Regions from separate parts of the Homo sapiens genome. Here region 2 is linked to region 1. A link is a contact called in ENCODE Hi-C data. All regions are on one chromosome and are shown on one strand. Each heading gives the region's core, a stretch centred on a gene start or an enhancer-like site at or near the end of the contact. The rest is flanking DNA. Distances are from core to core; before and after follow the strand shown.

Region 1 (2,700 bases), core at 131-2,630:
TAGCAGTGGTAGTGGCTTTGGGCACTGAGTGGGCTAGCCCTGTACCTGGAGCAGCAGGATAAAGGAGAATGGTCCTCTGGCCTGCCCCTCCTTGTAGCAGTGGTAACAGTGGGAGGGGGAGGGGTTCCCAGCCCCAGCTGGCAGCCTGTTTCCCTGGGTCCCTGAGCTGCAAGAACAAGAGGAGGTGAAAGGGTAACAGGCCATATGGAGTCCATTTGTCAGCCAAGAGCAGCCTGGGCTGTATTGTCGAGAACGGGAAGTGAAAAAGGAGCCGGCTTATTACTGAACTGGAACAAGGAGAGAGCAAACAACACCCCCCAAAGTGCTTATCCTGCTCTGTTTTCTGCCTGCCCCCTCTCCAAATATCCAGAAATTTCTGAAATAATCCTTTTTCTTTTTACCAAAGCCTTTGCCCATTCCAAAAATCAGAGATAAGGGTTTAGTTTGCTACATGAAAATTTATCAGTGCCTAGTAATGTGCCAGGCATGATACAAGACCCTTTCAAGTATGCAGTTTTGTTAGTCTTCTAAAAAAACCTGTGGAGCTGGATATTGGCTGCTAAGGACTAAGGCTCAGAGGAGTTATGACAGTTGACAAGGCTGCAGAGCAGGCCCCTGGGTCAAACCCAGATTCATCTGTCTGACCCCCAAGACTATGCTCTTACTCCATGTGGCTCTGGTCCTGTTAGGTAGGCAGTGTATTTTCACAGTTAGGTACCAATTTGGAGAATACAAATTGTACCCTGGAGAGGGATGCTCTTTGCCGTTGTCTGTTATTGACTCATCTCAAATCAAAAATCATTGTGGCTCATTGCAGTTGAAAACAAGACAGTGTTTTGAAATAAGGACAAAATTTTGCAAGTCACGTTGGTTTTCTACTAAGCATCTACTATCTCCTGGATTATTTGTCAGGTACTAGGGATACAAAAATGAGCAGAACAAGTCTCTGCCCTATGGCTTAGATGTGTGGGTTGGTGGTTATTGGGGAAATGGAGGAAGGACCAACCTGTGAGAAAACCTGCAGAGACTACAACATGGTGATAGGTTACAAATAGGAGTGAAGATGATGTAATGGGAACCCAGAGGAGGAATAATAAAGCTGCTGTTATTGAACACTTAGTATGTGACAGACCCATTACCAGGTACTTTACCTGCATAGTTGTGATTAACCTTTTGAATCCCCATGTTAAAAATGAGGAAACTGAGGAATAGGAAGATCTCCCCAGGACTACCCAGTGGGTAACTGTTGGAGCAGTGTGCAACCCCAGGCCGTGAAGTCTCAGCCCAAGCTGGTAAGCTCCACCCTGTGCTGCTCATTGTTTCTCTCTGGCCATGCCTGGGAAGGTGGCCTTGGAACCTTGGAGATGGGTGGGGTTCCAGCTGACTGCATGTGCTTTCAGTTCAGGGTTTCTAGGCTGGGAGAGAAACAGTACTTTTGACTGAATGACTAAGGACTTTAGAGGCTTAGGTGCCACTAAAAGCACTTTCTTTTATTGAACGCTGTGCCTCAAACATGAAAACTCCAGGTGACAGGAGTTTTTATGTTTGAGGCAGGGTGCAGTAAAAGAAAGTGCTTGTTGGCTCTGAGGCCTCTGGCTGGCATTTTCCCTCTCCTGTGAGGGGGAGGAAGTGAGGGGCCCAGGCCTAAAACAAGATGGACAGGTCCGAGGCCTGTCCCACCTGTCAGTTGCTGATCTTCCGAGGAGGGCTTAGGTTGAGCCTCTCTTAGGAAGGCAGTGGTGGGGGCCCGAGAAGAGCCACAGGAGGTATCCTGAGCCATGGGTGGTTTCTCCCTGTGTTCTCCCACCCCAGCTCTGGTGCCACACCCTGAAAAAGGCTTGAGCTACTGCAGGCTGGCTCTCCCCCAGTGAGTGGGAAGTTCTCATGAGAAAAGGGATCCTGACTGGACAATAGGCTTCCTGTCTGACTGCTAGGAAGATTTGTCTCATAGGAGAGGAAGGTTGCAAATGGCATGAGAAACCATCTCACTTCCCTCTCACTGCAGCCTGTTTTAGACTTGACTATTTGGCGGGATCGGGAAGCCAGAAGGCTGGGCAGAGCCATGGACCAGAGCAGCCCCAGGTATCTCTTAAGTAGTGGGACTCCTGCCTGTTTTCCGGCTCTCACCACAAGTCCACAGCAGGAATCTGTCCCAATGCAGGAATTTCTGCATGGACAGGATGATCTCTAGCCCCTCACACCTTGTGCTGTATCCAAAACCACAATGGTTGCAGGACTTTTGCGAAGGAACCTTGGAGAGGTAGTGAGGCCCGCCAACTTTAGACAAATTTGCAAATGTCAGAAGAGATCTCAGAGGTGATCTGGTTCATTGCCTTCATGTATTGAAACTGAGGCCCAGAGTCTACGGGCAGTACCCAGTTTGTCCTTGTCACTGGACTCTGCCATCTGTGGCTCCCTTGACAGATTATGGGTGTGAGAGAAGCCTGACTCCGAGACCCTCTGATACTGCCCAGTGCTGTGGAATGGGAATACAGCCTTCTGGGGTTCAAATCCTAACTGTGCCACCCACCTGCTGGGTGAAATTGAGCAAGTATCTCAACCCCTGGCTCATCTGTGTAATGCATTGTTATGTTTCTAGAGGGTTTTTTGTGAAACTTAAATGAGTTACATATGTAAAGTGCTCAGATAGTGCCTGGCCTGTAGTCAGTGAACACAAGCTGTTGTTATTAGGAGGCTTCA
Region 2 (2,928 bases), core at 132-2,631, 1.1 Mb after region 1:
ACATCCCTCTTAGCACATTAATCAGTGAGACTCCTAAAGGTACAACTTCTGAGATATAAGAAATAGGATCCAAGAAATCAACCCGACATTTTACAGGCAACTGAGCCTTGAGTTCACACATGCTTCCGGGACTTGTGAGCCAGCTCAGCCCTGCGGAGACACCCCCATCTCTTTGAAAGCAAATGCCTTTAGGAGGCGGGGACAGGCGTTAGAAGAGGTGGTGGCAAGGTCCCTGATTTGGGGACTAAGGCTAGGACACTAACCACCATCTTGCCATAAACACTTCCAGATTGGGAATGGGGGGCGGCGGGGGGGTGGGTAAGAGAAGGGACTGGGAAACTGGCAAATTCTCAGACTGGGACTTCAGGATGTGGAAATCGGGAGCCACTGCTGAGGTGGCCAACTGAAGGTGAAGAAGCCCAAGCGTCTGAAGTGCGGGCAGGGCCTGAGGCGTCTCGAGCTTATCCAGCAAGCAAAGCCCGGGCAGCCTAAGCGCGCGCCACCCACACCCAGGTCAATCGTCCTCCCCACCCCCCGCCCTCATCCCAGCCCTCGCGCAGTGCTCCCCCCTTCCCCGACCGCCCCCCAGGCCTCCGTCATTCCCCCTCCCCGCCCGGCCCCGCCTTCGCCTTACACTGAATGGGCGGGTAGCAACTGGGGTCCTCGCCGCCGGGCTGGCAGCGGCTGGAGAAGGCGCTGCGCGGGGTCACGTAGTTGCTGGGGAAGATGCCCACCCGCTGGTTCAGCTGCCCGGTCCACCAGCCCTCGTCGCCGGACACCTGCGAGTCCTTGGACAGCACCTCCACCACGTCGCCCAGCCGCAGGGTCAGCTCGTCCTCGCCCGCCGCCTCGTACTCGAACACGGCCGTCCAGTAGGGCAGCGGCGCGTCGCAGCCCAGCTCCCCGGGGCCCACCGCCGCCGCCGCCTCCTCCTCCTCCTCCTCCTCCTCCTCGGCCCCGGCCCCTGCTCCATCCTCCCCCGGCGGGGCGGCAGCGGCGGCGCTCGCTAGGCAGCCGAGAAGCGCTCTGGAGGGCTCCATGGAGCGGCCGATCCATAGGGTGCGGGGCCGCCGCCGCCCGCAGGAGCCGCCGCCGCCTATTGTTCATGCGCCTCCGCAGAGCTGGGAGGACCCCCCCCCAACGACGGCGGCCGCAGGTAGGGCCCGGGCTGGCAGGGCTGGGAGAGCCGGCTCGCCGGCGCTGTTACCGCGGTACGAGAAGAGCGCCGAGCGCGAGCTCTTCGCGCAGCCTAGGGGCGCAGCGGGCCGAGTCCCCGCCTGCCCGCTCGCCCCCCCGGGGGCGGCCTCGTCACCTCTGCCGCCGGTACCTGCTCGCGCAGCCGGTGCCCGCCGCTGCCAGCCGGCCGCCGCTCTCCTCTCCGCGCCGTGCCGTGCCCCGCCCCCCGCACCGCCAGCTCGCCGGGACCACCTGACGCGGGCCTGGCTCCGCCCCAGCCCTGCGGACCCCAGGGGGCTCCGCCCCACGCCCGCCCCGCCCCGCGCCCGCTGCCTTCCCATTGGCTGCGGCCGCCCAGTCCCCGGTTCCTCCGCCGTGGTTGGGGCAGCCTAGCTGGCCGTCTCGCAGGTCCCTCTCACCCCCTGCGCCGCCGTCGCACCGTGCCCTCCCCCATTGCGGGCTCTGTCATTCTCAAACCCAGGTCGACCCACTCTTCCCGCCCACTGGCCCGCCGCAGCTCCCTCCATTGGCTCGCGGCACCTGTCCGTTTCCTGGGAGAGTTCAGCACCTCCCGGCAGGAAGAGGCTCCGGCCTCATTGGGTGCGTGAGAAGGGAAGGGTGGATCCTAAAAGGTAATACTGAGCCTTCATTCAAACTAAAAGGCTGGAAGGGAGGCAGCTGCCTTTGTTTGCCATGGATGGGTAGGGGCTGCACTGAGCAGCACCGGTGTTCTTCATCCGGCTGCACCCCCAACAGAGCTCTTTCTTCCCCAGATCCCTTTTACAGTTGGATTCTCCCTCTTGGATCTGGCTCTGCCTTAGTCCGACCTAGAGGGATCAGCTTCGCCCACGCCCACTCTCACCCGGAACCTTTCATCTCTTATTGAAGCCTTTTAGGCCCATTGGGATGTTCATTAGAACTCTGAAAACTACAGTTCTCCCCTTTATGAGGACTGCACCACAGCTCGCCCTCTCCTGGGTTCCGGTAAGAAGAGATTCCAATACCACTCTTTTTTCAGAATTCAGAAAGGCAAGAGACCACCTTACTGAGCTTCAAACTGGGGCTGGGAACGCTGCCATGAATTGGGCTTGGTCTGTCTGAAGGGAGCCACCTTTTCGACAATCCTTAGACTTCTTTTGCCTGTTGGAATTACACCTTGGATCGTGGCGAAGTCTATAGAGGTCAGATTAAGAAGAACCAAAGCAGAATAAACGTAGAACCCGATGCTGAGTTCACGAGTGAGGACGACCTCTTCCTATATGCTTTGCTATACCCTGCGTTTTGAACATTAAGGACGAGATAGGAGGCCCATAATGTTTCTTCTTGCTTTAATCCTGTCGTGGCAACGTTGACTTCCAGTAAGAAAGGTTCTCTGATCTTTTTTTCTCTTTTCTTTTCTTTTCTTTTCTTTTCCTTTCTTTTCTTTTCTTTTCTTCCAGGGTCTCAGTTTGTTGTCCAGGCCAGAGTGCAGTGGCGCAATCTCGGCTCACTGCAGCCTCAACATCCTAGGCTCAAGCCATCCTCCCACCTCACCCTCCCGAGTAGCTGGAAGTACAGGCTCGTCTTGAACTCTGGGCTGAAGTCATCCACCTGCCTCGGCCTCCCAAAGTGCTAGGATTACAGGCCTTAGCCACCTCACCTAGTCCTCTGAAATTTCTAAATAAGCCAGTGCTGAAGGATCTAGCCCAACTTCTACCAAACTTTGTTACCTTTTCCCCTTCAGTGGTAGGAATAGACATGATTTATTTAGCA

The links. A loop is a pair of places that touch in the nucleus more often than their neighbours do. Pooled maps may share reads with other maps.
Region 2: a pooled map shows a loop between it and region 1 (3-fold over the local background). The contact joins the promoter of MAP3K9 here to the enhancer-like site in region 1. A Hi-C loop is called at or near these places in 3 of 37 single-sample maps with no recorded cell type and 1 of 50 pooled maps.

The regions. Positions count from the first base shown.
Region 1 is chr14:69,693,171-69,695,870 of GRCh38, forward strand. The region is part of intron 2 of SUSD6 (sushi domain containing 6); the gene reads left to right. Among named protein-coding and RNA genes, the nearest start is that of SRSF5, 73 kb to the right of the region's middle. RefSeq lists an enhancer at 1,316-1,365. Within about 2 kb of position 1,381, at least 21 of the 41 ENCODE cell types and tissues checked have a DNase peak (open chromatin) inside an H3K27ac peak, as active enhancers do.
Region 2 is chr14:70,808,132-70,811,059 of GRCh38, forward strand. It overlaps MAP3K9 (mitogen-activated protein kinase kinase kinase 9), which reads right to left and starts at 1,382. Exons shown (of 12, transcript NM_001284230.2): 1 at 635-1,382. The coding sequence starts at 1,040. MAP3K9-DT (MAP3K9 divergent transcript) reads left to right here and starts at 653. Exons shown (of 2, transcript NR_184164.1): 1 at 653-1,156. RefSeq lists an enhancer at 1-3 and a silencer at 944-1,583.